Linked DNA regions of Mus musculus: all the other regions are linked to region 1. The links are chromatin loops, found by intact Hi-C in ENCODE. Cell type or tissue: heart. All regions are shown on one strand.

Evidence for each region. A loop is a pair of places that touch in the nucleus more often than their neighbours do. Peaks named below come from ENCODE experiments on the same cell type or tissue, not always from the same donor. Only the 100,000 strongest peaks of a DNase experiment are listed, where the experiment ranks them.
Region 2: a loop joins it to region 1, with 2.2 times the contacts of the local background. A loop is called at or near these places in 2 of 42 quality-filtered maps.
Region 3: a loop joins it to region 1, with 2.2 times the contacts of the local background. A loop is called at or near these places in 2 of 42 quality-filtered maps.
Region 4: a loop joins it to region 1, with 4 times the contacts of the local background. A loop is called at or near these places in 3 of 42 quality-filtered maps.
Region 5: a loop joins it to region 1, with 2.3 times the contacts of the local background. A loop is called at or near these places in 2 of 42 quality-filtered maps.
Region 6: it touches region 1 in a loop (3-fold over the local background); 11 of 42 quality-filtered maps call a loop at or near these places.

The regions. Positions count from the first base shown.
Region 1 is chr12:36,379,118-36,384,117 of GRCm38, forward strand. It overlaps Crppa (CDP-L-ribitol pyrophosphorylase A), which reads left to right and starts at 2,333. Exons shown (of 10, transcript NM_178629.6): 1 at 2,333-2,907. The coding sequence starts at 2,657. In heart, a CTCF peak has its summit at 1,906; a DNase peak (open chromatin) is centred at 3,054; H3K4me3 peaks cover 1,352 bases; H3K27ac peaks cover 1,350 bases.
Region 2 is chr12:36,022,617-36,027,616 of GRCm38, forward strand. Tspan13 (tetraspanin 13) reads right to left here. Exons shown (of 6, transcript NM_025359.3): 2 at 1,289-1,456; 3 at 137-217. Among named protein-coding and RNA genes, the nearest start is that of Tspan13, 17 kb to the right of the region's middle. In heart, no CTCF peak of the experiment used is centred here; no DNase peak of the experiment used is centred here.
Region 3 is chr12:36,668,118-36,673,117 of GRCm38, forward strand. All of the region lies in intron 9 of Crppa (CDP-L-ribitol pyrophosphorylase A), which reads left to right. Among named protein-coding and RNA genes, the nearest start is that of Mir5099, 150 kb to the right of the region's middle. In heart, a CTCF peak has its summit at 3,060 (motif pointing left); no DNase peak of the experiment used is centred here.
Region 4 is chr12:36,153,770-36,158,769 of GRCm38, forward strand. It overlaps Bzw2 (basic leucine zipper and W2 domains 2), which reads right to left and starts at 3,056. Exons shown (of 12, transcript NM_025840.3): 1 at 2,899-3,056. It overlaps Ankmy2 (ankyrin repeat and MYND domain containing 2), which reads left to right and starts at 3,355. Exons shown (of 10, transcript NM_146033.3): 1 at 3,355-3,654. The coding sequence starts at 3,588. In heart, a CTCF peak has its summit at 2,908; DNase peaks (open chromatin) are centred at 1,422, 2,962, 3,362 and 4,172; H3K4me3 peaks cover 4,184 bases; H3K27ac peaks cover 3,779 bases.
Region 5 is chr12:36,039,451-36,044,450 of GRCm38, forward strand. It overlaps Tspan13 (tetraspanin 13), which reads right to left and starts at 3,028. Exons shown (of 6, transcript NM_025359.3): 1 at 2,801-3,028. The coding sequence starts at 2,863. In heart, CTCF peaks have their summits at 2,404 and 3,035; DNase peaks (open chromatin) are centred at 1,751, 2,391 and 3,111; H3K4me3 peaks cover 1,995 bases; H3K27ac peaks cover 1,301 bases.
Region 6 is chr12:36,212,351-36,217,350 of GRCm38, forward strand. It overlaps Lrrc72 (leucine rich repeat containing 72), which reads right to left. Exons shown (of 9, transcript NM_001361098.1): 6 at 1,977-2,066; 7 at 215-367. Among named protein-coding and RNA genes, the nearest start is that of Gm40390, 35 kb to the right of the region's middle. In heart, a CTCF peak has its summit at 2,913 (motif pointing right); no DNase peak of the experiment used is centred here.

The DNA.
Region 1 (5,000 bases):
TTGTAGAGAGGATATCGAGTGTATTGTATGGGTGCTTCACCTGTCAATTAAAGCAAAACAAAACCAATGGCCTATCGTGTAGAATAAAAAGTGGGACATCCAATAGGTAGAAAGAATTCTGGGATAGAGGGAAGTGGGAAGAATCTCAGGGGAAGATGTGAGGAGGGCAGACCCATGGTACCTCAGCAGAGAAACCAGTCATGTGGCAGAGTGTAGATGAGTAGAAATGGATTATTTTAAGTTATTAGTTAGGAAATAAGCCTAGATATATGGCCTAAGTATTTGTAAATATATTTTGAGTTTGAGTTGTTATTCTGGGAGCTTGAGGCTGAGGAAAACAGCCCATTACACATTATTAGGATATATGATCTTATTGGAGTAGGCGTAGCCTTGTTGGAGGAGGTGTCACTGTGGTGCGGGCTTTGAGATCTCATATGCTCAAGCTATGTCCACTGTGGCCCACGGTCCTCATTTCTGCTGCCTGCAGATCACTATGTAGAACTCTCATCTCCTTCTCAGTACCATGTCTGCCTGCATGCCACCATGCTTCTCATCATTACTATATTGGAGTGAACCTCTGAAACTGTAAACCAGCCCTAATTAAATGTTTTCCTTTATAAGAGTTGCTGTGGTCATGGTGTCTCTTCACAACAATAAAATTCTAACTAAAATAGTCCTATAAAACGGACTAATTTAAATTTCCATAAGCATACTAGGCTTCTTTGCCTGCATTCTTGCCAGCCCTTTTTTCTTGTAAAAGTTCCATCCTTTTGGGTGGCTCGCTCCATAACTCACGCGCTCATTTCACAAACCCTACATTTAACATATCCTACCATAATAAAACTTAATGGCTAACACCACAAGACACATAAATAATGTACCCCCATGCACAGATTTAAAAAATTCTAACCAGCAACCACATTGGAAAGGCCAAAAGCCATGGGTTTTATGGAGTCCAGTTCCCCTGGTCGTCTGTCTGCCTCTTGTGCTTTCTGCCTGCTGAGTGTGCTGCTGTCTCTGGGCTGGTCACTGGGTTTTGTAAGTAACATAATGTGTTAGTTCATAAGATGCGATGGAGCCTTCTCAAGAGTCTCCTTTGAGCAAGCTCTAACAAATCAAACACCCAACTCCCTAGCAAAGAGCTCTTTCCTAGACTCAATCAGTCTTTTTGCCCCCCCCCCCCCGCCCCCAGCTTCACTCTGTCTCTCAGTCTCTCTCTTCCTTGCACACTCCTGCCTCCTGGGAAGGAAACATTCAAGCATTGCAATACAAACAAGCAAGCTATAATGCTTCCTTTTCATCGAAGGGTCAAGAGTTCAACAAACTTCAGTTAACACAGAAGCTGTCCATTAGTCATAATGAAAGCAACAAAAGAAAGTGCTTTAGAATATTAGACAAAAGAGGGTAAGAGAAGAGAATTTTTAAAAAAATTTCGTATGCTTTCAATTGGCAAAGTTGATAAAAACAATGAGATTTAATACTATAACTGGGTAATTCAATCCTCAAGTTTTTGTTTTTATGATTCTAATTTAGCTATTGATGGGTGAAGATTGATAATATACATGGTCAAATAATTCCTTTTCCCTTGTCATTATTCAATCAGCAGTTCCTTCAGTAAGTATTAGGCCCCTGTCACATTCCTGAAGCTGGGCATACAACCCAAACCCAAAGCAAAGCTAGGGCATGCTCTCATGAATTCCACATTCCAGATCCTGAATACAGTGGTGCCTGGCACTCGGAGTACCCATTCTGTTTCATCAACATTTCCCAGAAGGATAGTCCTAAATAAGCACTAGATGAGCACCAGGCCTGAAACTTCTCAACGCTTGCTCGTTGCACCTCTAAACCGAAGATTTATGGTTGCCTTGCCATCATTGGCTGTGCAGTCTTACATAAGTTACTTAGCACCCACGTTCCCCTGTCAGTGAAAATGACCACTAGAGGTTTTTTTTTTTTTTTTCTTTTTCCTGTTAACAGGAGATGTGTGTTGATTATTCAGTAGTGAGTGTGGTTGCTGTCCCCCTCTGGTTACAATAAAATCACACTTGCCCAATAGAATCACCTGTGGAATTTAAAAACATTCAAATCTTAAAATCTTAAAATTTGAGTGTGGAATACAGAATTCAAGGACACTCTACTTGGTTGTTCAAAGGTGCAGACAGACAGGTCTGGGAATCAACCTTGCAGTACGGATTCTAGACTTTGCCTAGCCATTTGTCTTTCCACTTGGTAGAATCAGGGTGCCATCTGTGGATAACGAAATTCTTATGACCGAGGTGCACACATATGGGTCTTGAACTGTACCTTGAATACAATTATTTCCGACTTATCTAGAATGGGGCCCATGACTGTGCTGTGCATAGCTGCCTGTGTGTGACTGTCAAATCTGTAAGGACTGCTACTGCAGCCTCGGCTCGACCTGCCCGGAGGGATAGAGGGAAGAGCAGGAAGAGCATTGCTGCCTAGGGGCGCTGGGCCCAGGCTGGGAAGACAAGGCTTGCTGGCTTCCTCCGCGATCAGCACCCGAGGCCACTTTCCCCGAGTCCGCTCGGCGCCGTTCCTGGCCCAGTGCGACCCTTGATCTCGTCCCAGGGCCGGTGCTGGCGTCTCGCTCTCGGTTTCCATCTGCACCTCGAGCTTCTGCGCTCTGCCTGCTATGGAGCCTGGGCCGTGCAGCAGGCCCGCTGAGCCTGGGCATTGCGTGAGCGGCCCCGCGGGCGCGGGCTCAGCGTTCCCGGAGTCCCCGTTGTCCGTCGCTGGGGCGGAGCCCGGGAACCGCCCTGGAACCGTGGCCGCCGTGCTGCCGGCTGGGGGTTGCGGGGAAAGGATGGGCGTCCGCACCCCGAAGCAGTTCTGCCGGGTTCTGGAAAGGCCGCTCATCAGCTACACTTTGCAGGCTATGGAGAGGTAACTGGCGCCAGCCATCCGCTCCCCCCGAGCCCAGGATCATCCCCAACAGGCAGCGTGGCGGGCAGCGCCGGGCCTGGGGCCCTGGCTAACCAGTGCATGGGGACCCAGGGACTTTCGGTTCCCACGCAGGCCCCGCGGGGCCCGAGGAATACCTGCTCTAGGAGCGCCTGGGGCACAGTGCCACCGCGCATGCGTGAGCCTGAGAGTCCTAGCCGCACCTCCAGTTTCCTGGGCAGGCACGTTTCTTCTGGGAATCAGGCATGGCTAAATAACCAGGTAGTAGAGAGAAAAGCAGAGTTAATTCCAGCCTTTCAATAACGGGAGGTGATTGGATGGTGAGGTTGAGGCCAAGACACCCTAGAAAAGAGACTGAAATTAGTTGATTCCAGAAATAATGAGCAGTGTCAGGAAGGCTGTGAAGAAACTGTGAGAGGAGAAAAAGATGAGTTACTTGTGTTGTGATGTGATGGGGCTGAGGCGAGACTGAAAGGGAAGATTATGAAGGTGCTTAAGTTCTGCAAGATCTTTACTCTTTTGAAGTCAAATGGACAGTTGTGACGATGCCTTTAAACCTTGAATCGGACTGGTTACATTTCAAGATAGATGCCAATATTTAGCATAAGTAACGATTACAGGAGGCTTCCATAGAGACCACTGTCCTTGGCATTTTGTTCAGAAGAGTAACAACTCCCAATACACTTCAAAAAGTCAAAGGGACACAGTAATTTCTCAGGAGATTATTTTACTTTCCGAGCATTGGCATTTGGTAAATGGAAGTGCAGGGCTGCAATCATCCTTGATTAGAGTAATCAAGACCGGTGGTTACATCCGAAACTCAGTCAGACCTGGAAACGATTCCAGTTCCTACCCCTGTCTGTGTCTTTTATTTCTCTGCATAGTACAGGGGTTGCTTCATACCGCCATCTTACCAATAGCACACACCTCCAAAGTTCTAGCGCCACACTCATCCTGGCAACGCTGACCATCTTTCTAGAGATGGACAATGACATGGCTTGCAATGGATATTGGCAGCAGATCTCTGTCTGCTTGGTGGTTATATGCAGGGAGTTGTAGACTGTTTTTCATTTAACACTTTTTCCCTTGGGGGAATACTTTCAGTTAATTTGCATTTTTGCATGTACCAAGGTAGCCTGAGATAGGTGAACACTAAAAATTAAATCTTTTAATGTAAAAGAGTGTTTGGAAAGGGGTTATTTGTGGAAAATACAGCAAAAGGACATTTGCTTTCCATTTTTGCTTAATTTATTACAGCAGTTTGAAATCCTAATAGCCCATTAGGGAAATTGAAATAAATTATAACAGCTTATATAATTCAAGGAACATTCATTATGGGTTTTCTTCTTCTCTTTTTGGTTTATTTTTTTGTTTGTTTGTCGAACAAGGAACTGAGATCAGGAGTCTTGGTCCCTCATGCTTCATGACACCACTATCAATGAAGAAATTTTGTTTCAGGAAGCCATGTGATGAAAGTATTGTATGTCTAGGGCATACAACTCTGTGAAGAGGTCCAGTTCAGGATGATTGGCCTATGTACCCAATTTTTACTGGATTTGAAGTTGGAAATTGTTTTATCACTCATAGTCATTGACTCGGAACCCACAAATGTAGCATAGTAGCGTAGTCCCCACAGTGGGGTGACCTGAACCCTTTTGCGATGGGACTGGTTTAAACTCCACAGAAAGAAGCAGCAGCCACTACACTGATGAGTCAGAAACATATATTGAGGACCATACAGAATGCTGTTGCTCATCTTCCTGCCAGAGGAGAGGCAGGGTGATGGTATGTCTCTCTAGGTATGTGTAGGTATGTCTTTCTAGGTATGTCTTACATGTCTAGATGTCTCTCTAGGTAGGGTTATAGGATGGAATTGACTGTTTAATGAACTTTAGGTTAAGGACTGGGGTAAGTGTCTTTTACTCTGCTGGGTAACAGCTTTATTTACCTGGAAATGTTTAAGATGTTGACTGGGGTTAAAGTCAGCTAGGAAAAACCTGCAGCTAGCTGGGTCATAGAGGGTTAAAGCACTGCTTTTTACTGTTGTTGTTTGTTTGTTTTGTTATTGTTTTTTA
Region 2 (5,000 bases), 360 kb before region 1:
GGTCTCAGTGAGTTTGAGACCAATCTGGTCTACATAGTGAGCTCTAGGACAGTCAGAGCTACACAATAAGACCCTATATCTCAAAAACAAAACAAACAAACAATAACAAAACAAAAAACCAAAAACCTTTACTCACCTGCTGCTCCCGATTCAGAGCTAAACAAGCACAAGATACTGAAAACTGGACAATAAATACAAGTAGGAGAATGATCATATACTGAGAGTTACAAGTTAAGGACTTTTTTATTATAACACTTATTTATCCACTGTATGTGTGCATGTGTGTGGGGTTGGGGGTATGCACACATGAGTATGTATGCGCGTGCATTAGGGCACATACGTGCCACGGTGTTCATGCACAGGACATCTTGCAGGAGTCAGTTCTCTCTTACCACTATGTAGGTAGTAGGGAGTGAACTCTGGTCATCCAACTTGGCAGCAAGTGCCTTCACCTTCTGCCAGGGACATTGCAGATGCTCGGGAAGAGCATAAAGCAGCAGAGTTGACACAACTTTCAAGTACACTCAAAGCAATTCACCTATAAACTAGAACAAGTGTTCAAAGTGATACGCTTAATTATTATTTTGTTAATACACTATAACTATAAATTCATTTAGAAAAATATAAATAATTGCATACACCAGGCACAGTGGGTGACACCTGTAACCCCATGGCCTAAGAAGCAGAGACAGGAGAACCGCCCAAGCTTGGATTAGCCTAGTCTACAAAGACTGTGTCTCAAAAACAAAGCAAAACAACAAAAAATGGGGGGGGGGGGGGGAGAAAGAGAGAAAGGGAGGGAGGGAGAGAGGGAGGGAGGGAGGGAGGGGAAACAGAAAGATAATTTTATTTTGAAAACCCCACATCCAAAATGAAATATAAATTCTAAAATCTGCAAAATAAAAAATAGGGACAAATGTATAAGCTTTCTCAAAACTAAGTCTAGAGAATACACTGTAGAATTCTCAACCAAAGATTGATGTGTAAGGAAGGTCTAGAAGAAGTCATGGCAGAAGTTCAACTCAACTCTGAATTTGCAAAAGAAAATTAGATCTGTGCCCAACTTGTAGAACACTTTAGGTTAGGGTATGATAAGGAAGGGCTGAGGATAACTAAACATTTTCTTTACAGATATTCCTAAATTGCGTTTCTAGGAGTTGCTTTTGGGCAAGGAATCACCTAATGATGATATTAAATTAGTAGCAACCATTGAGACATAATCACATGCTTGATAATGAGAACTTTATCTGATTGAAGTAAAAAAAAATTCTGATTTTTAAAAGGATACAAAAAATAGCAACACCTGGTGGTGTTTTACAGCTCCAATTAGCCCCACCAAGGCAATCAGGAACAGGAAGATGCCCACAGCAATGACCACACCCACCACTCGGAGACTGGAGATCAGCCCAAAGCCGATGCCCCAGGCAGCAATCCCAATGAGCAGCAGGCTGACCAGCTGTGGAGAGATGGGGAGAGGTTCAGCGTTATAGCGCCCGCACCGCTCAGGTATTAACATCTTAGCATCTTTCCTACAACGGCAAGAGTCCCTTGGGGGCCCCAGGGTGTCAGCTGTGGAACCTGCTACACACACCACATTCAAATGGTGTTGTATTTGTATATACTTTATGATATCCTCCTTTAAGCTTCAGACCATCTCTGGGTGACTTGGACATTGCCTTGCAATGCTACCAGAAATTGTCAGGGGAATAATAACAAGAAAAAAAAAACTTGGCTAATGAAACCATTTTTTGATCCTGTTGATTAAATGCATGAATGTGAAACCCACAGTTAGAGAAAGCTGACTGAAACCCACAAGGCTCAGTTGATGGTACTGTTGTAATAAATTTAAAGTCATCCCCAATTATGCTTAAAAAAAAAAAGATTAACAATAATCCAGAAAGCAACCATGCAGTCTCAAAGGTCATCTGGATTCTGACGCCTACAAGGAGCATAAGCTAGCCCAGTAACAGCATTATGTAAAACTAGGCACCAGCACACCTCAGTCTATCATTCTGATGTGCTCATATGAAAATTACCTTTTGCTTTATAACCCAGTCGGCCCGCAGCCCCCTCTGTTCTCCCGCTCCCCAAAAGGCTGAGACAGTCCTCCCTCCCCTAACAAGCTGTGTTCCTCAAATGTGAAGCTATGGTTTCTTTCCTTGTACTACAACCTGTTGCCCTATCGCCTCTCCAGGAGCAAAAGGCAATTCGGATGTAAGCTCTCCGAGGCTCGAACCTCCAGGTATCCTTGGAACTTATCAGGGCCTGAGCCCTGGAGAACATTTGAAAATTGTTTCCAGTACGTAAAACCATAGACGTGCAAGAGACCATTAAAGCCATCAAGATTAAAATAGGGAAGGAGAGGTTGCTATTTGAAATGAAATGGCAGCTGAGCAAGGAGAAATCATGTTCTATTCCAGTCACTGTATTTATAAGTTTATCAAACACTACCTAAAGAGCTAGTACGCCTGTGTGTAAGACGGAGCTTACAAAACGCAAAGATATAATTATTCTTTAAACAAACAAACAAACAAATAAATGGTAAACCACATAAGAATTATAATGAACTCTAGAAGATATAGATAGCTTAATACAGTTTCAGAAAGGGGTGGAAGAGGATTTATAGAGCAGAATAGTTCTGTGTGCCTTCAGTACACATGCGGTCAACCATCTCCAGGAGTAATGAGGTAGTGTAATGCCCAGTTTGGAAAAAAACAAAATTCAAAACTAGATTTTTCTAGCATCACACTACTGACAGGCCTCTGTTTAGAAACATATAAATTACTATGTGATTTTTTCCCTTGCTCAAATGCACCACTGTTTATGTGCAAAGCAATATACACTGATTTAAAAACTTATTTACATATATAGAGAGATAAACAAAACTGCTAAATATTGTGCATCTGTTTCTATTTTTACCCAAAGCATTTTCTTTTTTGAATCTTGGTCAAAGAGCCAAAACATGGGAGGGGAAAAAAAAAAAAAAAAAAAAAGAAGCCATCTGTGGGACCACAGAGCTCGTTTCAGGTGACATTACCACAGCAGCTCATACACCAAAACAAACCGCTCCCTTCCTCAGCTGCTCCTTGTGAGTTCTGCATCATTGTCTCCTCAGAGTCTCCTCACAAGTTCAAACAGTGGTGAGCTGAGAAAACGCACTCTGCCCTTTCACAGGTGAGCTTACTTCTGACTCTGTAACACCTAAATGTGTCACATTCCCTTTCACAACCAATAAAAGGAGCCTGGGGGGGGGGGGGTGAAGAAGGGCCTCACCTCTGCCTGGCTTAGCATCACCACAGTAATCTTGGTACAGGCACAGAGGATGCTCCACAAGTACACACATCAGAGTAGCTAACTGCAGCAATTAGTGGTCTCCAGAAACAGAACCAATACAAAGTATGCATATGTATGTATGTATGTATATATATATATATATATATATATATATATGTATATGCATATATGTATATATGCATACTTTGTGTTGGTTTCTCATATATATATACACACATATATATATATATATATACACACACACATACATACACACACACATATGAGAAAATGAAGCTCAGACAAGAGAAATTTTAAAGCGCTACCCACACTATGAAGGATAGTCTGATTCGCTTAATCAACTGATTCTAAATGCTGGCTACAGTTCAAAATACCCTTAAAGCAGTATCTAACCAAACAACTGAGAACCATGGCACCCTGTGTCCATGGTAACACAGATGACACATCCCACCCACCTGCTAACATCAAATTCTGGATGAGAGAGGCGCATTTACTAATTCAGGTCATGAGACAAGATCTTCAATCTGCATTTCCCTTAACATAAAAAGTCCTTCTGGGGTCCTCTGGTCTCCACACGCACACTGGGTAGCATACATGTAAGTACATACACAGCTTTAAAGAGTTCGTTCGTCCAAAATCATGCCAAACCCTTCCTACATTAATGGGATTCTTTTTTTTTTTTTTTTGGTTTTCCAAGACAGGGTTTCTCTGTGTAGCCCTGGCTGTCCTGGAACTCACTTTGTAGACCAGGCTGGCCTTGAACTCAGAAATCCGCCTGCCTCTGCCACCCCCCCCCCACTTCCGAGTGCTGGGATTAAAGGCGTGTGCCACCATGCCCAGCCATTAATGGGATTCTTAAACATCAGGAATGTTAAAAGTTAAATATTCTTAAAGTATTAAGTTAATAAACTTTACATTTAAATAGTAAATTCAAGACTTAAAGACAGAAGTCAGAAATTGTTCTTGTCACTTAACCTGGTTGCGTACATCACAGCCCCTGCCACGACCTATTCCAATACTGTACACAGGCCTGAGACACACGGTACAGATGGAATGACCAGAGCTGTGTTGACACCTGCCCCATGTTTTTTTCTGTCTTATTGGCTTCGTTTGGCTGAAGGTTTAACATTTTGTTTGTTCTGCTTTGCTTTGCTTTGTCTGTTATTGGTTTAGGGGTGGCTTCATCTTTGTTGGAAGGGTTTCAGAGTGTCCGAGATAAGGTAAGATAGCTCAGGCTAGCCTCAAAGTCAGGATTCTCTTGTCTTGGCTTCCCAAGTGCAGATGACATTGCATGTGCCACCGGAACCATCAACACCTCTTTTCCCACTGTGAATTCTACATCAATTTCCATGTATCACAAAGTATGTCCCTTCCTTTGATTTTTTTTTTTCTCTACTATTTAAAAATGTGAATCCAGGCCAAGAAGATGATGACTCAGCAAGTAAGGGTGACTGCTGCCAAGCTGGGCAATTCTATCCCAAGAACCCACACAGTAGAAAGAGAGAGCTCTTACAATCCTGCAAACTGTTCTCTAAACTCTATACATGTGTTGGGACACACACACACATACACACACGAAAATGAAAGAGGTTGTTAAAACAAATATCATTTTGTAATGAACTCACAAATAAAACACCATGCATCTGTACTAAGGCAGCCATTCAAACAATTTAGAGAGAGAGAGAGAGAAACCACTCTTAGCTAGT
Region 3 (5,000 bases), 290 kb after region 1:
TTAAACGGTCCACCTTTATCTCTATAAATAGAGTTGCTTCTCTTTAATGCTAAAGAAAATGATGCCCACTGAAGAAGTTAAGGAAACTTTATCCCATGAACCACTGCAGGAGTAGGCCTCCACCGCCTGAGCCTAACATGCCCCAGCAGTGGGCGCGCTGGGAAAGCAGGGAAGGGGAAGTGGGAAGTGGGAAGGATGGGAATACAGACGAGGAGACAGTGATGTCATAGTTTTTTTTTTTTTCTTTTTGTCTTCTGAGACTGTGCTCTACAAAGTGAATGGAAGCTTGATTCTAGCTGTCTGCAGTTTCTCTCCATTTGTAAAATTCAAACGCTGCTATCTGTCATATGTACTGATGGGATTTGGGTAACATTAACTTGAAGCTGGGCTTGTGGCTGTAACCCTAGCACTCAAGAGGCTGAGGCAGGCGGGTTATGAGGAGATTGAGGCTACCCTAGGCTACAAAATGGGTTTAAGGCCAGGCCAGGCCAGGCTACAGGATAGGTCTATGCTCAACAGCAATGACAAAACCAAAACTGAAACAGAAAACAACAACAAAATTATTAAGAGAGGCCTGGGCTTTTTGTTCAGTGAATTTGATAAAATTCTTGCTGGAAGCAAACCTGGCTGATTAGCTTTTCTCTAGGGGAGGTGTGGCTAAACTCAGAGACAGGTTTTGGACTGATGAGGTAGAGAGGGTAGGGGACACTGGCTAAAACTGGATGAGTCATGAGGGGAAAAGGCTGAAAAGAGAATGGCGGCTTGAGGAGGTGAAAGTCTTTGCTACTGTGCAAGCACAGGCCACCTAGTTGCCTTTTGATTTTTCTTCAGTTGGGATGACTTCTCTTTAGCATTAAAGAAAAGCAGATCCATTATAGAGATAGATATGGACAGTTTAATAGGATATAACGCAAAGCAATGCAAGCAATAATTCTATAAAAATAGGGTTTGTAAGCGTACATCAAACCCTTATCATGTGAAGAGGAAATTAAAGTTCCCTTGAGTCTGTTTAGTTCTTTTAAAAAATCCCAAGTTCAACAAAATGGCAATTCTTTGTATTTCTTTCTATTGAATATGTAATAAGGGTTTTGTTTGTTTGTTTGTTTGTTTGTTTTGTTTCTTAAACTCCAAGCCAGCCCCACTTTTCCTTTGTGGTTCTTAGGGATTGTTTCCCATTCTCCTGATTCTCCTGTTTCATTTGCAGATGACTCTTGTGTGTTTAGACCCACACTCACACATCCTGCATTGTCTTTTCATGGATGCCTTCCGGGCCCATCAGGTTAATCCATAATGGACTGGGTTGTTCTAAACACCCAAAGCCTGTGATTGGAGAATCACACCTGCACACACATGCACACACACTCACACATCAGTGACATCTACTTGCTCTAAAGTCCTCTGGTGATGACAGAGAGCCAGACTTTCTTTTGATAAAAGCTTGGCTTATGAATGTCTTTTAGTCCTGTAAAATCCAGCCCTTTGCTTTGGTGTTCCCATGGTGGCTTTTAGTTTTTAATTCAACCTGGCAAATTTTGTGTTTCTGTCTATGAACTTTGTGCATTTATATTTGGACTTATTTTGTTCACCTGGTTGTTTGCCTTTGCCGAGGATTTTTTCTTAACATTTTAATTAAAATTGTTTTCTCCCTTTTTATTATTTTTGTTACTTTTTACTTTTCATCTTCAAAACATCTCAGTTTTACCAAAAGAACGTAGGAACAATACAAGGAACTCATGCATACCCTAGAAGCAGAATTTTGTACGCAAATCAGGAAGTTAATATTGATGTGACTCCATTATTTAATCTTCAAGTAGGATCCATCTCCCTTTTTAGGTTTTGAAAACATATGTTGCAGTTTGTTTTGTCAACCGCTTTAATCTGTGGCGTATCTTTGGCCTTTCATGGGCATGCACTTGAAAAATATTATTTGTCTGTATATTCACTGTTGATTTTTGTGTGTGTGTTTATATGTGTGTTTTGCATATATAAGTTGTACGTGCAAGTATGTGTGTGTGTGTGTGTGTGTGTGTGTGTGTGTTTGTGTGTGTGTGTGTGTGTGTGTGTGTTGGGAGTATGGAAGCTATGGAGAATGTCCAATCTACTGCTCTATCCCTCTCTGTTGTACACTCTTGAGATAGGGTACCTCACTGAACTTGCAGCTAGGCTGGTAATCAGAAGCCCCCAGCTGTCATCTTCTCCTGTCATCTTCTCCACTGCCACCTACAGGCCCCTTCATACACACAGCCAGGTCTGGGCTTTTGTGCACTGCATACATCCATGCCTGACTTAAGCTACCTCCAGCGATTTAGACTCGAATCTTCCGTACTTACATAGCCATGGTTCAGTCTCCAGTAGGACAAATATCAGATAATTATTTTGTGTAAAATGGCCAGTTAGGTTTCTGTGCTGGTTAGTTGCCATGCCCCCCCCCCCCCACTCCCGCCATGTGACATAAACTGAAGACACCTGGGAAGCAGGACTCTCAACAGAGGAGAAAATAAGCCCACTCAATTTGCTTGTGGGCAAATCTGTGGGAGCATTGTCTTGATTGCTAATTAATACAGTGCCTAGCCCACTGTAGGCATGGCCACCCTTGGGCAGGTGGGCCTGAGCTGTATAGGAAAGGAAGCTGAGAAAGCTAGGAGAAATAATCCACTAAGTAGCATTTGTCTGGGAACCTCTGCCTCAATTCTCAGCTTCCTGTTTATGTCCCTCCCCTGGCTTTCCTTGACAGTGAACTGTGATGTGGACGTGTAAAGTAAATGAATCCTGTCCTCCCCCAAGTTGGATTTGGTCAGTATTTTATCCTGGCAACTGAAAGATAGTTTCCTCATCAATGACCTCAGTATGTTCATTTTCAACAAGAATGTCGGGCTTATGTGACAGTGCGCTGCAGACTGAGGTGTCCCCTACAGTCTCCTACTTTATCTTTAATTTCCTCGATGGAAATTCGATAGTAGAGTTGGTCAAATATTTTCTCTTTTGTGTGACAACTGTAGGTGTTACATTCTCTCATCCTCCTTGTGGGCTTGCCTTGTTTACCTAAATCAATGCTGCCCTCTTCTGTTACAGCAGCAGAACCAAATGGCATTAAATACGCGGTCCTGAGTGAAGTTAGTGGAAGTTGTGTGTTTTCCAGTTGCTTAATTCTCTTTGTTCTTCTGGACCCTAGCTTTTCTGCTCTAGCTTCTCGTCAGTACCCAGCTGCAAAAAAAAATTCCTGCCTCTCTCTGCGCTCTTCTGTTCCAGGGGAAGGCTGTCAGTCAAATCAAGGGCTGTTTTATGCCCCTCCCCTTTATGAAGGTGATGTCCTCCCTCATCTCTATTGGGCTTCTTGTGTGTGTGTGTTGTTGTTGTTGACTTTAGATCAGCCTCCACCCTTCATTTTTCTCTTCCTTCTCTAGTGGCATGGGAACTTTTTACAGTTTAGTGCCCCGTCGTTTTCTTTTTCCTTTAATTAAGTCATTTTGACATTCAGGATTTTCACATCATCCTTTTGTATTCAGGAGGCCGGGTTCATTTGGTCTTTTTGATCTTCTCCTTGTTTTAGGAGAAAATACTGAGACCACTGCTACTGGCTTTAGCTACCTGGAGGGTGGCCTTCGTGGTTCGTTGCCCCTTTACTAAATCTCTTCTGATTAAGAAGTTTCTCATCTTACCTCCAGACAATTTGATTTATTATCCATATTTATATGAATGTTTAAAATTAGTATTTTAACTAGCCTTCGTTTATGTCACCCTTTTTAATTAATCATTTTATTCGTTTACATTTCAAATGTTATCCCCCTTCCTGGTTACCACTCCACAGCCCTCCATCTCAGGTCCCCTTTCTCCCCTCGCCTTTGTCTCTATGAGGGTGCCCCTCCATCCACTCATGCACTCATGCCTCACCACTCTAGCATCCCTCTAACCTGGGGCATCAAACCTCCATAGACCAAGGGCTTTGCCTCCCACTGATGTGAGATAAGGCCATCCTCTGCTATATATGTATCTGGAGCTAGCAGTCCCTCTTCATGTCATCCTTTTTAATGCATTTTATTTTACTATCATTTCCCACTTTCTAAGTGACATTTTCTTTATCCAATATTGTGATTTTAAAATTTTAATTATCTTATATATTTACCTGTTATTATAATTATTTCCTGGAAAATGTTTGGTATTTTATATCCATATACTTATTTTAAGATTATTACTTTATTTTGCATATCTTCTTACCTCCTAGAGTTTTATTCTGAGGTCTGCTTTCTTGTATGTGACTCTTTTTTAATTTAAATAATATATTTATTTTTATGGGCACTAGTGTTTTGCCCCTGGAACTCTAGTCACAGATAGCTGTAAGCTGCCTTGTGGGTGTTGGGAATTGAACCCAGGTCTTTTAAGAGAGAGGCCAGTGCTCTTAATCACTGAACCATCTCTCCAGCCCTACCTACCCCCCTATGACTTTTTAGTGTAATAAATGTATTTTGCTCAACTGACAGAGACTGTTTTATTATAATTTTTTAAAAGTAGCATTTGTGTATAGTTTGGTGGCTTTAGGAGAGAAGGTTAGTTTTCACTTTTGTATTATAACTTGAAATAAATTGTCATTTTATTCCTGTCTCAATTGTTGAAGTGACAAAAATGGCTGTCAGTACAACTGTTGATCTCTCTCTCTCTCTCTCTCTCTCTCTCTCTCTCTCTCTCTCTCGCTCTCTCTGTGTGTGTGTGTGTTCTGACTAGCTAATTTAAAGCTTTCTTCATATTTAGTGTCCCGATGTTTCCACAATATTTATTTGTAGGATTTTTTATTTTCATTTTATCTACCCCAAGATTCACTGGGTTATAAAACCCAGTGTTCATCTGTTCGTGAATCTATAGAATAATTTCAGCAATACATCTTTAAAAACCATTTCCCTTTATATCTGTTATTCCTTTGTACAGGACTTATTAAATGTATGTTTGAATACTTTGTGTATTCTGAGTTCCTTACTGCCGCTCTTTGTTGTTTTCTCTGATTTTTT
Region 4 (5,000 bases), 230 kb before region 1:
TAATATGGTTTCTTTTTTTTTTTTTTTTTAAGGAAAAAAAGCCATGGAAATAGACACATAAACTACAAATATCCATCTCAAGAAGGCTGGGGGTAAAGGAGAAGAAGGAGGCCCAGGGAACAAGGAGGAAGGAGGCTTGCACCTATGGCATGTTGGCTCACATAAACATCATATAGACCAGCAGCCATGGCATACTGGCTCACATACACATCATATAGACCAGCCAGGCACAAGGAAGTGTCCTTCCCCACTTAGCGCCGCCAAGCACAGGAAGAAGAGCGAGGAGACTAAAGTTGTGTGCTAAGCAAAGTCTTAAATCCTGTGACAAATAGCTGAAGGAGTTATTCGACATACCAAAGTCAACCTAGTGGCCAAGGTTCTCCCAGCATCCCTCAGTCCTTACCTGTTATAGGGTTTGACTGGCATCCCCTGTCGTCTACATGAACTCTCCAGTGCAAGGGCTGGGCTGCCCTTCCCTCAGAGGTTCTTCCCTATATAATCCAGCCATGTCGGTTACCTGTTTCTTTTGCCCTCTTGGCTGCTGTACCTGGTTCTCCTCTCTGCCCTCTCCTTACATGGCTCTGGGTCACATCCACTCTGGATTCTCCCAGATATCTAATAAACTTTCTCCTCCAGCATTCATAGGAACAGTCATGGTTTTCCTTTTTATTTCTTTTTCTCCCCATTCAGTTTGGCTGTGTTTTTATTTGTTTTATTTTTAATCTCTAAGTCAGGGTTTTACTGTGTAACATAGCCCTGTCTAGCAGCTCTGTAGAAAGATTTGCTTGCCTTTGCTTCCAGAATACTGAGATTAGAGGTGTGTACCACCATACCCCGAGAAAGGTTTTTACAGACGGATCAGAAAGAATCTAATTCCAGATTCCATACTTTCCAAATGTGGGGCTGTGGGCAAATTAACCTCCTTTAGTTTCTGTTCATACGTTCATAAATGAAGATAATACTGGCTGATTCCTGGCATATAGCGACAATGGTTAAAATAATCCTATGCACAGCATCTGGCAGACTATCTGGGACAGATTAGATAGTCAAAATGAATAGTTATTTCATTATCAATAGAGTTCTTTAATGAGAACACATTTCAATAAGCTCATTAGCTAATCTAATTTTGACATTAAATATTTATGCTACGATTGAAACCCTTCTGAACACTCTCCATTAGGTATCTGGTTCCAAAATTCAAACTGAACATAGGATTTATCTGCACTTCTGGGTGGGTGTTTTCCTTTGTCCGTAAATATCATCAACTCTAAATGAAAGCCATGCATTCAGAAGACGAAATACCCACCAGGTGCTTAAAACACAACCTAATGTTTCCATCGGTCGAGGAACTGACAACCCCAGGGAGACAAACAGGTGTGACCTTCAAGTAACCATGGCCCAGATTTGGCACCAGAGATGGAAACCCTGGCAGTTAAGTACCCAATTCTGTCTCTGCATCTGATGAAATGATGTGTAGTCACATGGCGAGGTTACTCTCAGGCATTTTCTTAGGTCTGTGGCTACTACCTCTGGCACATTAATTGCTGTGGCGGTAGCATTATGTGTTACACAACACTGGTCACTCTCACAAGCCCTACTGCTTGTTTGAACAGCTACATCATTTTTAAAGCATCATCAAACAAAAGTTTCTTTGTTATATATTGAGATGAATAATTACCAACCATTTTCATGGGAGAATCTATCTGCTCCTCCCTCCCCAAGCTGAAGCTCATGTCTGTCGGTGGCTGTTGGGGGATGGGCAGCGGGAGTTTAGAAAAGATTTTGGTTAAAGATAAGAGATAGGGAACGTCATCTGTGGGTCTCTGAAGTGCTAGTACGCGCTTTGAGCAAAACGAGGTAGAGGGGCCACAGGAAAAGGCATTTCACATCATTCTTGGCACCGTGGAATGAAAGAGCGATCCTGGGGCTACTTAATAAAAACCACCTACATGATTATTCAAGTATTTCTCCCTAGCACAATTGTGTTTTAACGGAAACATCAATACCAGTCTGTTGAGAAACAACAGCAAAACTAAACAGTCATTTCCGAAGAAGCAGTGATTGACGCTGTAGAACGCTACAGATAAGCATCTTGGAGGAATGATTGAATATTTTCTTAAGCGTACCTTGCATCGGAGGCACAGAAAGGTACACACGATATTCACCTCTTATCTACCTACGGTGGACGCTCCAGGAGCCACACCACAGTTGAATGAAGGCTGGATTAAGAAACTAATCTAAGGCTATATATAGACAGCAACACCAATTTAATCCCCGCCCTCTCCAGCCTACCCTCCCTAGTTCCATAAATCCCCAAACCTGAGTTATAAAGACAGGCAGCTCTCTCAGAGCAAAAAAGACCCCCACACCCCAACAAAGTATCAGAGCAGTTGTAAGTCGCTTCTAAATATCCTTAGCGAACACCACAGGTCCAGGTTCCATGGCTTCCACAGAGGGCAAGAAATGACAGACAAGTACTGGGGAGGGCTAGGTTTGCAAAAAGAAATTTACCTTCTCCGAGCCTCTCCCAGTGTCGCTGGTCATGGGGTGTTCCCCTCACCTCCCGGCAGTGGGCCTCCCCGGGGATCGCCACGCACGAGACCATGTGCACCCGCCACTTTCACCGCGTGGCCAGCTTACGGCCGGCCCGCGGTCCCCGGAGCTCTTGGGGCGGACAAACGTAGCGAGGTCTAGGTCTCGCTCGAGAGGCACTAATACACAGTACGTGCATGGATGATGGCGCGGCGCGGGGGCTCCTCTATGAAGAGGAAGGCAACCGCCCCAGGTGGCACATGCTTCCTCCACGCCAGCTCCAGCCCGCTGGGACCCCTTGGCTCGGAGGCGGTCACTGCTCGCTCAACTCTCAGGCTCCCGCCGCCCCACCTGATCACCTCTTACCTGTCCAAGGAGGGAGCGACGACGCGCGAGACTGGTGGCTGCGGCGGATCCTGCAGCAGCAGTGGCGGCGGCAGTGGCTGAGGCAGACAATGGAGGAGTGAAGGACAGACACATTGACACAGACACACAGAACCCGGTGTAGCTCCGCCTCCTGCCCCGGCCCCGCCCTATCCCCGCCCCTTGCCCGAACCGCGCCACTCTTAGGGGCAGTGCAGCCCGTCTAGCTGCATCCCAATGCCTCCGCACGTGCCCACAGAAGTCACTACCAGGCAGAGAACTTCTATCCTTAGAATCCAAGGAACCCTGTGTCCCTGTACTTCTTAATAGGTTATCATGGGAATAGGAAACCTAGAAGATGTATTGAATCCCCTTCCAAATGTCTCCTTTTGGTTTGGACCTCGTAGGTTGCTCCAATTGGAGTCGCTTGCTGCCTCTTGCAGCTCCTCCTCCCGACCTGGCCATTGAGGCGCGGGGGCGGGACTTGTGGAGAGCGCCAGCCCGGCTCGCTCAAGCTCGCCGCACCCGCCAGCCCCCAGCCGTGAGACCCTAGCGACTCTGCCACTTCACTGGGCTGCTGCTCCGGCCTCGAGTTGCCTTGCTGTGGCGGTCTTCCACGACGCATACACGTCTCTTGTTTTTTTAAAAAACCTTTCCAAAGAAATAGAATAAGCGTCAAGCTGGCGGGAACGATGGGTCACATAAAGAAAGGCGAGCTGACCCAGGAGGAAAAGGAACTGCTGGAAGTGATCGGGAAAGGTACGGGTGCAGGGTTGGTATCCGGGTGCTGCACACCTGGTCTCAGGGCATTGAGGAGCCTGGAGCGCGCCCTAGGCCCGGAGGACCTTGGGCAACTTGCAATCCGGAAAAAGCCTTTCTGTCTCTGTCTGGGGACCGATTGCAGGGGCGGGGAGATGGGAGGCAGAAAAATTGAGGCCATCAGATCTAGGTTGCCGAGCTTAGACCTCTAAATCAGCTTTTTGGAAATCGACCGACTGTCACTACACATCTTAGACAGTCACGCGTGGCCCTGGGCGCCTGTCTTTGCGTATGCATGCTTGCCAGCTCATTGGATGTTTTGACCGTAATCAGTCAAGACCGCAGTGGCCTGGTAGTTCTAGGCTCCAAGTCGGGTGTATAAAGGGCCCTTTCGACTTCCGGAGGCTTAAGGATCTGGATCCCTTGCAGATCCCCGCCCCTGCTGCGGGTGGAGGGAGCTTTCAGCAACAGGGGTTCTTTATAAGGGCACAGAACTCGCTCTGCATGTTCCGCCCTGAGCTTTCTGCATCAAGGCCTTCTGTGGCTGGCTTCCTGTAGCCCAGGTCGGCGCAGGCACCCACAGACACGACTGACCTTGGTCCGATGTTAGACCTCAAGTGATCTTGTTGAGCTCCTTGGTGCTTCCCAGTCCACTTTGTGGATTCGAGCCACGCCTCCTCTGTGCAGCTTGCAGGAAGGAAGCCAACTAGAAGCCATGTTTCCCCACCAGTCCCTGAGTGCATGTCCCAAATGAGTTCCTGGCCGCATCCCCGTTACCTGGCAGGTAACATCAGCGTGACCACGTGCACTGTCACTTTGCTGAGAAGAGGATGCGGTGCCTGTGGGCATGATTAATGTGGATGCTTTAAGTGAAAAAATTAAACATGTGCCCTCGAATGACAGAGAAGCCAGACATTGTAATACAGAGCTCCTGGGTTTACAGTTTTCTACTTAGCCAAACTCATCTAGAATCACAGATAGGAAGACAAATGTATTCTTCCTAACAAGGACTGTCCACGTGTCTAAAGAGTATGAGAAGAGAAAACAATGGTTTGAACTCAGCAGGCGACTAGGAACTGATCTCACTTCTAAATCAGTCATGATTCTCACGGTAATCAATATTTGCTGGAAATCTCAGAGCTCTGGGTTGGATTTTTATTCTATGAACTGCATGGCTGTCAATGAGTTCTGGCTTTCATGCCGTCTCTAGGTTAGTTTCTTGCTCCCTTTAGTGGGTCTGGGATTTAGGTTAGTGAACTGGAGCCCCGGCTGTGTGCCTGTTGTACCAATCAAAATTAAGAGAGGACAGCTTTCAACCCATAATCCACCAGGGATAGGAATTCTGG
Region 5 (5,000 bases), 340 kb before region 1:
ATAAATGAGAAGCGGCCTCATCAAACATACTCACTTTAGAGTCCAGTTTGGTTTGCTCTTGCATTTCCAGGTTGAGACTCATGTCATCACAAACCAACTAACACTGTTGACTGAAGAAACTCATCATCTTTAAATATAGGAAGCTCTGAAGCAAGTGGCTCTGTTCCTTATGACACACCAATTCTACTTCCCCTTTTCATCTGCGTGTACAGATTGTTTACACACAGTACATTAACCCACGGTTATGTCAGTACTGCGATTCCCTCAGTTAAAAGACGCATGGCAGAAAAGAAAAATCCACCATTAACCGCTCTACAGTCACTGGATTCCCAAGACAAATTCAGGGATGTTCCTCCCATCGTGTTTGAGGGACCTGCTTTCTACTTCTAGACTGGTCACACTGAGAACTGTCTGGCTCACTTGAGGGCACACAGCTTGGCTGAGAGTGCCCCCGAGTTCTCAGAAAATGCTTCAAAGCAACAGCGGTGAAGTCTGACACAGGCATGCATGGGCCTTCCCGCCAGCTACCCTGGTTCTAACACTTGCAGAAATGACCTCATCTTTATCACTGCAGCACTGAGCAGAACACAAGCACTTACCAGGGCCAGAGTAGAACCTACAGAGGATCTTTTTATTCCCGTCCTAAAAAAAAAATACCTCCTAATCGCCAAATTCAACCCTGGTAGAAATCACACTTTTTTTTTTTTCATCTTCAAATGTTGAGGGAGAGACAGGGAAGAAGACACAGGTGTTTATGTTTAGCTAGATGTTAAAAATCAAGTCTACCCTTTCCTTCTGTTCACCTCGCTGTCATAGTCACTTTGCCTATTTGCAATGCTTAGGAGGAAATGTTTAGACAATAACTTCTTTTCCCTTTGTCTAAAACAGTCTAGGACTTTGAATGGCTAGCCATATTTATATTCCCATGAATTTCCAATTAATTTTCACTGCATACCTGATAAAAAATCAATAACACACACTTTGGAAGTCAATAATTTAGGGCAGATATTAAATAATCTTAACATATGCCTTTAGGGTCAACTTTTCTTTCTCCTGGCTTTCACGACACGCTGTAAATACTGCTGGAAATAATATACCTTAAAAGCAGTATTACTTGATTTGAAAAAAGAAAAAAGGTTCTTTTTTTTTTAAATGTATATATTGCACATTGATGTCTACAGATAGCCGAAGAGGCACAGAAGCAGCCACTGTACCCTGCACTGTGTGTAAGCAGACACTGTAAGATGGAGAATCAGGTAAACAGATGACTGAATCACTGAGGGGGGGAGGGGGACTCAGGCACAAAATAGAATGTGACGTTCTAAGCAGACCATTCATGTTAATAAGAGAAATTGTTCAAGAACGGATAGGAATTTACAATATAGCAATGTGGTAAGCATGCCTCACACCGCACAGGTGAACTTAATATGAAACTTGACATGGATTTCCAGTGACAGGAGCTGTTTCGCCACCATGTATTCTAGAATTTTTCTGCCAAGTGTACCATTTGTGAGCATGTTGACTGGATTCCCAGGAACTAGCCAGAAAAATATATACACCATCGGTGCCTATGTCAAAGCTTTGCCATCATTTTCAGACACACACCAGAAAAAAAAAAAAAAGGTAAAATGACCCGTGACCTGGTGTCTCTGCTTGTCAACCACAAGCGGCCTCTCTTGTCCATAGATGTAACCTAAGCTGGCCCAGATGGCCTGGCTCTGCTAATGCAGGGAAACTGGGTTTGTTTTCAGGGTGGGTGCTGCAAGCACCAGATGTATTTATAGAAGAGAACAAGTCTCCGATGGAATGAGATGACCGAAAGGAAGTTTCTTCCACGCAGGAGAGGCAGCTTGTGGAAAGGTCTAGATTCCACAGCTTGGTTCCAGTCCAGACTCTCCAACTACCAGTTATGAAAACTTAGTAAAGCCTTTTTTGGTCTTTACCGTTATAAAATTTAGACAACTGCGCTTGCCACAGATAGATAACAAATTGACAAATGAAAAGGCTGGGGTGGTGAAGGTTTTCAATAAACATCACCTCAACTTCCTGCTGTCCAGCCACAATTATGCCTCAAAAAAAAAAAAAATCAAACTGAGTTTTCCATGTTAAAGCTGGAAGGCATATGCTGATACGTAGGGAGGAAAAAATAAATAAAAAAATAAAAACGACTTGGGTGGAGGACTATATACTGAAGGACTTCGCCAAAAATGGAGCTAGAATATTGATAAAGGGGAAGGAAGATGGCATGGGAAAAGCATCAGGCGAATACCTCACGGGCAGAAACATCAACAAAGAGACTTTATGTAAGCACGAAACAAACTTCGGAAGCCACGGATATCCTGTGAACCTGCTCTATGGCCTCCATTCAAAAGGCAGCTTTTAGAGCTGTGCCAGAAGCGCGCCATCCACAGGCCGCCTGGTCCATCCCAGGCCCCACTATCCCGCAAACCTGTCCCCTAAGCCCGGGCTGCTCTCCAGCCTCCGAACCTCCAGATGGGATGGCCAGCCGAAAGCGTGCGGCTAGAGGGATTGAGATGGAAACCTGGGGATGGATGAAAGAATGGGGAGAGTGGGAAGGAACGCGAAAGTGAAGGGCTGCAGAGAGCAGGGCGAGGGGCGAGCGCCACAATGAAGGACGGGCGGAGACTGCGACAAGCAGGCTCGGGGTCCCGGGCGGGGGCTGCAGGCGAAACTGGGGCGTGGGAAGCCCGCAAGGGGCGCGGGATGGGGCGCAGGCGAATACTCAGGCGGGGAGGAGGCCGACGGCCCCCGCAGGTGCCACCGGGCGCGGGCTACTCACGGTATACAGCAGGTTGAGCGCGCACAGGCAGTTCTTGGAGCACGAGAAGCCCCCGCACACCATCGTGGCGCGTGGGCTAGCGGGTGCCTGCGGGTCGAGGCGTCTTCCGCCGGGCTGGGCGAGTAGCTTCTGGATCCTGGCCTCCTGAGCCTGTGGCCCGGGCTAGGCTCGGGGCTCGGGTTCGGGGTTCAGGATCAGGGCTGCAGTGCCGCGCCCGCAGCGGCTCCCACCCGCTCTGCAACCTGCGGCCGCAGCGGATCCGCCGATCGCGCGCCCCGCCCCGCCGCCTCGTCTCGCCCTGCACTCTGATTGGCCACTGCTAGGGAACAAAGGTAGAGATATGCAAATCAATGCGCTCTGGGGTCCGGGAGAGGCGGGGCAGCTCAGCGGAGGAGAAGGAGGAGGAGGAGGAGGGGGCCCCGAGACTGTCTGGAGGGAGCCGGCCTCTGGCTCACGAGACTGTGGCCTCTGTATAATTTCCCCCCTCCCAGGTGAACAGCAGAGGGCGGGGCTCCACGCTGGCAGGAGAAATGACAGCACCTCTCTCCATTCTTGCCCTGTGGGTGACGTGGCACCATTTTGAATGAGATGATAAAACAAATCGAAGCACCTGGCCTCGTTTGAATGAAAGAAAGACGACAAGAATGAAAGATTTACAGAGAACAGGGAAGGGGGCAATGAAAGGAAAAACATCAGTGAAAGACTAAAAAGAGCAAATAAAAACTAATTTCTCTCGACATAGGTAAGAAAGGTAACCTGTAATTGTGACAGATTTCAGATCAAGAGGACTTAATCTACAGGGATTTTTGAAATACTAATAAACCTTATGAATACATATGTGCAAAATAAATCAGGAGTCTTTATTCTTGTAGTGGGATCCTGGGTTTTAGGGGCCTATTTTTGCATAAATACAAGCTAGGAAGCCTTTCGATAACAGATTCAATTAATTTATCATCACTTTTGTTTGCTGCATCTTCATCCTGATTCCTAACCTCTAACTAGATTATTAGAAGTATATCATGCACTATTTGACAGACCCCCTTGCATAGAATAAAGTGTCCTATCAGATGCACCAGTGCGCCTGATGGTTTTAAGGCACTCACTACTGGGTTCCAACTGTTAAGCGGCAGTAAAGGCTTGGTATTTTCTATTTGGTATTTTCTATCAAAAGAAATTCTACCAATAGGTTTTATAAAGAGATTTTTAAGGGCCTTAAGAGTTGGCTCAGCTGTTATGGCACTTATTGCTTTTACAGAGGACCCCAACACCCAAATGGCACTCACAACACCTGTCTCTCCAGTCCTGGGGATCCAGTGCCCTCCTCTGACCTTAGTGGGCATCAAGCATGCACATGGTACACACATGCAGGCAAAACACTCGTAAAATAGTAAAATAGATCTTTTAAAAAGCGATTTTCAAATTTACTGTACATTTTGAGCCTAAAACTTCTCACGGTTAGGTGAATGTATGTCAAAAAACAAAAACAAAACAAAACAAAAAAAAAACCCAAAAAAAACAAACATAAAAATCATTGACTTAAACAAGTTAATTAAATACCTTCTCTTCAAATACTCCAGCCTATTTGTACTTCCTTTAGAACTCACCATGCAAATAAACACTCATGGATTTTACGTCTCTTGCAATCCTTATCAATCTTGTATGTATTCCCAGAAACATTTTTAAAAATTAGTATGGGAAATAACTCTGCACTCCAAACTATACTGCTCTACTTTTCTTTTTAAAATCCAGAATTTTAATACTTACATGGTGGTGCACGTCTTAAATTTCAGTACTCTGGAGGCAGAGGCAAGCAGATCTCTGTGAGTTTCAGGTCAGTCAACACTGCATAGGGAGACTCTGTTTTAAACTATATAAATAAAACTAAACTAAGCAGTTTACAAAGAAGTGTCAACAAGAAAATCTGAGACTCCAACACCAATATCCTATCCAAATAAAGCGTAAGCAGTTTTCAGGGTGGAAGTAACTACTTCAGTCTCAAGCTTTTCTTTTCTACATACTTCGTGTATTTTAAACATTCTGAAAGATTTGGGTGGGCAAGAGAATTGTATTTGGAAGTCAAGCTTGATAGCATATAGCTATAATCTCAACCCTGGGAAAGCAGAGGCAGGAGAATTATGAGTTGAAGACTAGCCTAGATGGAATAACAGAATCTATCTAAGAAAGAAAGAAAGAAAGAAAG
Region 6 (5,000 bases), 170 kb before region 1:
GGCCACTATTACCATACTGAATCATGTAACATGGGTGAGGGAAAGCGAAAATTACATTATTCACTGGATCAACAGGGGAAATATGAAAATAAGATGTAATATTGGAAATTAATTCGAAGGTACTTCACGATACAGGGAAGTTACAGTTATTATTGCAGTCAAGGGTTCCGAAAGCTTACAGAGCTTTCACCTCAGTTTTCTTTTTCCACTGTACCTGAGGGAGGTTTTTTGACCCGCTTTTGCTTTATTGGTAACTTGGGGTTCCAGGAGGCATCCACTCGTTTTCCAAATGCTACTGATTGAATCACATGAGCTTTTTTATGGTCAAAAATGGTAATCATGTATCTTCTCTCTTTCTCTGTAATTTCTAATAAAGGAAAAGAGAGATAATATTTAAAATTAACAAAAGCATACCGAGTCATTAAAAAAAAAAAATCTGAGCAATCTGCCTTGCCTGACCAGCCAAATCGCTGATCTCTGGTTTAGATGAGACTCTGCCTCTGATAGCACATACATGCACACATGTGTGCACATACTTCAACATACAAGTGTGCTCCAACAAACATGCATACATGCATACACACAGAAGTAGGTTTAACTTATATATGACAATATTGTTGAACCATTATGCAAGGAGATTTTAGTTATTAATCCAATCTCACAAGCACTCAGTGGATATCCTCCTGTCATAGTGGCACTCAATCCTGTGGTCTAGCACACTCCTGAGACTTTCTAGGACATATCAGCATATGACTGACATGACAACAGGAGACACTCTGCATTCCCTCACCACTGCTGGGAAGGAGATATATTCTCACGGGCAGACCTTCACAGTAACAACCCCTAAAGGATAAAGGATAGTCTTTACAGCTAGCAAGATAATGGGATAAGGGATAGATCATATGTGCTTGGGTGAATTAGGCCTCAAAAGTACACAACAGACTGCATGCATATATGTCCATATATGCACATATGAATGAATAGGCATGTGTGAGAAGTCACTGTTGAGTATGCCAATTTTAATAATATATAGAATTTCAAAGAAGATGACTTTTAGAATTTGTATTTTAAGAGATTCTCTATAAATCATTTTTGTGACAAGAAACCAAAGCATTGAGCCTGTTGTGGACATACACACCTTTAATTCCAGCACTTGGGAAGTAGAGGCAAGCTAATCTCTGTGAGTTCAAGGCCAGCCTGGTGTACAGTTAGGGCTACACAAAGAAACTCTGTCTTAACAAAAATAAAAAAAGATGAAAGAAAAGAAAAGAGAAGAGGAGAGGAGAGGAGAGGAGAGGAGAGGAGAGGAGAGGAGAGAAGAGAAGAGAAGAGAAGAGAAGAGAAGAGAAGAGAAGAGAAGAGAAGAGAAGAGAAGAGAAGAGAAAAGAGAAAGAACTCAATCAATCAAAGTGTCAGGCGGTAAACAATTTGGTGTCAAGAACAGGAGAGGTGGCTCAGTGGTTAAGAGCACTGGCTGCTCTTCCATTCACAGCACCCACAAGGTAGCTCACAACCATCTGTAACTTTGCAGGGAATCCAACATCTTCGGCCTCTGAGGGTACCAGGCAGGTCTGTAGTGCATGTACAAACATGTAAGTAAACACATATCCACATAAACAAATTAGCTGTAAGTATTCTTTCACTAGGTGTCCTGCGTTTCTTTTCCTTTCTTTTTCCTTCTCTTCTCTTCTCTTCTCTTCTCTTCTCTTCTCTTCTCTTCTCTTCTCTTCTCTTCTCTTCTCTTCTCTTCTCTTCTCTTCCCTTCTCTTTTCTCTTTCCTCTCCTCTCCTCTCCTCTCCTCTCCTCTCCTCTCCTCTCCTCTCCTCTCCTCTCCTCTCCTCTCCTCTCCTCTCCTCTCTTCTCTTCTTCTCCCTCCCTCCCTCCCTCCCTCCCTCCCTCCCTCCCTCCCTCCCTCCCTCTCTCTCCCTCCCTCCCTCCCTTCCTTTTTTTTTTTTTTTTTCCTAAAGCATTCTTACGTTTCCGATCAAGCAACTCCAGTCCGGGAAGGTGGAAGATTATATACAATCGGTAGAGGTTATATTGGGATAAAGGGTTTTGGTACAGACCTGCAAAGGAAGAACACAAAATAAGATGTCAGATTTCACAATAGTTCCCTTTACCACCTCTGAAGACAGACAATGAAGACTCAGGGACAGGACAAGGATAACCACTGCAGGGTGAGCAGCTGTGCCTGCTGTCTGGCCACAGCCTCACCACACACTTCCCTATTTAGAGCGCCACATATTTTACTATCTGTTGGATCCAGTCAGTCAAAGTTCACTGGTTGTTAATGCCCATTAGAAACAGCACTAGGTTCACACAGATCTGGCACAAAAGAGGAAACCGTTAAATGTCTATAGGTAAATTTGCCAGGGAAGAACAAGATGCTAGCTACAAAAGTCTTGAGGCTGCTTTTCACAAAAGATTACTTGGAGTTATTCTGGTCTCAGGAGTAATGGGGTTGGGTGGATACAGGTACACTGTCCTGACAGGTTTCTTCCTGAACCCCACTGTCCTCATGCTCAGAGGATGCCCATGCCAGTAGCACTTGGAGATCTCAGCAGGAGCTACACCGATGTGGATTTTATGGTTCATCTCACATCCCTCTGTAAGACTTGTGTGGCTAAGAGATGGGTAATGAACCTAACTTTGCAAGAAAGCGGTGGGGAGGAAGGGCCTCATGGGAGCAGTACCCATCCTGATACTTCTGAAGTAATCATCCGTCGTCATCAGCACGGAGGGACATTTATACAATGCTTCCGTTAGAAACTTTGAATGTTTTATTTTCTAGTGACATATTTTATCTGTGCATCCTCTGATAACATTAAATGAGAAATGAAGTTTGTGTGATTTTTTTTCAATGTGGCATCTGAAATACTTCTGAAAAAAACACATAAAGCAGAGAACCACTAGATGGCAGCAGAGCGAAGGGCTCCAGCTGCCACACAGCTGTGTCACCCAAAGAAATGTGGCTCCTTTACTCTGGTTAAATTTAAGAGTACTGTTCTGTAGACTATTCATCAAACACAGGGGCTGTTAATAAAGGGATGATAATATCAGGCATCAGAAGCCCAGAAAAACCTACTAACATTTAAAATGCATAGTTTGCAACATAAAGAAGATTGGAGAGGCATGTTTGAAAAAACAAGACTCATTAAAAATTGAAGAAAAACAAGACTTGGATGTATTCTCTGTCAGTAATAAGACATTGAGATATGGATTTTATCAACACAAGCTTTCCTGGCTATTTGAATCCTTACAGGAGCTTTAAAGGGAGATGAAGTGACAATGGCAGAGACCTGCTACACAACAAGACTAGTTAGAGGAATGAGAAAAGGTAAATGGAGATGTAGACTCAGGCAGAGTCAGAGTCAGATGTAGTCGGACAGATGTGTGTGTACTGGGGGAGTGAGGGAAAATGACAAAGAAAAAACTCCAGACTTCAGTAACAAGGACGGGAAAAAGGTCTAACGTTTACTCTTAAAGGAACTTAAAGCAGGAACAAATAATTGTCAGTACGGACGAGGTAACTGCATAGATGCACATCAAACCAGAAATAAGGACCAATCTGAAAAGGCCCACAAGAGATCACACCCCATAGCTTCAGCCACTCCTCAGGGTCATAAAAGCAAACCATGATTGTCTTTAGTGAGAATTCGGAAGGAGGAAAAAGTCACTTGCATTTTAGAGCAGAAGTCAGTTTCCCAGTGACTCTCCTGTGTAATCAGAGCTGACACCCCCCCCCCATTTATATGGTTATTAGAGCCACTGAGCAGCCACGCTGCCTGCATGTCATGCTTATGAGAAACCTCTTAGCTTCTGTCAGCTGTGGGTGTTTACTCATCGTGGTCCACATCGGCTTTCCCTCTGAGAACACTACTACTCACTTCTTTTCCTGGAATTTTCTAATCTCTACTCAAATAATTTTTTGTTAAATATTCATTATGCTTTTGTGTGTGTGTGTGTGTGTGTGTGTGTGTGTGTGTGTGTGTAGGTGTGTTCGTGCCAGTGCAAGAGTGTGTACCTGTGTGGACAACCTTAGGTATTACCCTCGGATAATCTGATCTATCTCCTTTGAGACAAGCTCTCCACTGAGCAGCCTATCACCAATTAGCCTCGTCTGGGGACCCAAGGGATCCTCCTTTCCACACTGCCGCAGTGCTGAGATCACAAGCATGCACCACCACAGTCTAGTTTTTCCATAGGTTCTAGGGACAGGACTCAGGCTCTTCTGCTTGTCAGACAAGCACTTCCCTGCAGCTAAATAAAGCACCACACCCAGATTACTGCCACATCGCTTGCGACCAAGACTTCTAGGTAGTCAAAGGCCATGCTCAGGGTGGTATATGGCCCATCTCATCTTAAACAGAAAGTATGTGGCAGAGATCAAAAGTAAATAATATGGAAGATATTTCAACCTTTTCCTTCTCTCTTCTCTAGCTCTTGCATTTTAGCAGGAAGCAATCTTACTTTCCATTCCTCCTTCACCCTCCCCCACCAACCCCCACACCATCTATGCTAGTTTAAGTATTGAACCTTTTGGATTTATGCGTTTTGGATGGCTGGTCCTTAAATTACCATAAATTAAGTTTCTGAGATATGAAATCAGTTTCCTGTGTCTGAGTGTTCTGAAAGCGTCGTGTGATGTATGGGCACATTCCTGTAGCAGCGAGGAAGCAAACTCGCTTACACTTTCGCTTTCAATAGGTTAATACTAGTTAATCCACCTTTCCCTCTAGGCTACTTACGAAGTACACCTCAGTGGCGCCAGCACTGTCTTGCTTATCTTAATTTGGAAGTCAGAGTCTAAGCAATTTACATTTACCCAATCATATATCACAATGTCTCTGCCACTGTACCGCAGCAACTTGCGTTAGATGAGTCACACGTGTGGAGGTTTCTCAATGAAAGACAAGAGGAAGACAGAAAATTATGATAGAGTCATCTAAATAATTGGCTCCTGTTGATTAAAAAAAAAAAAAAAAAGACAGACAAAGAAG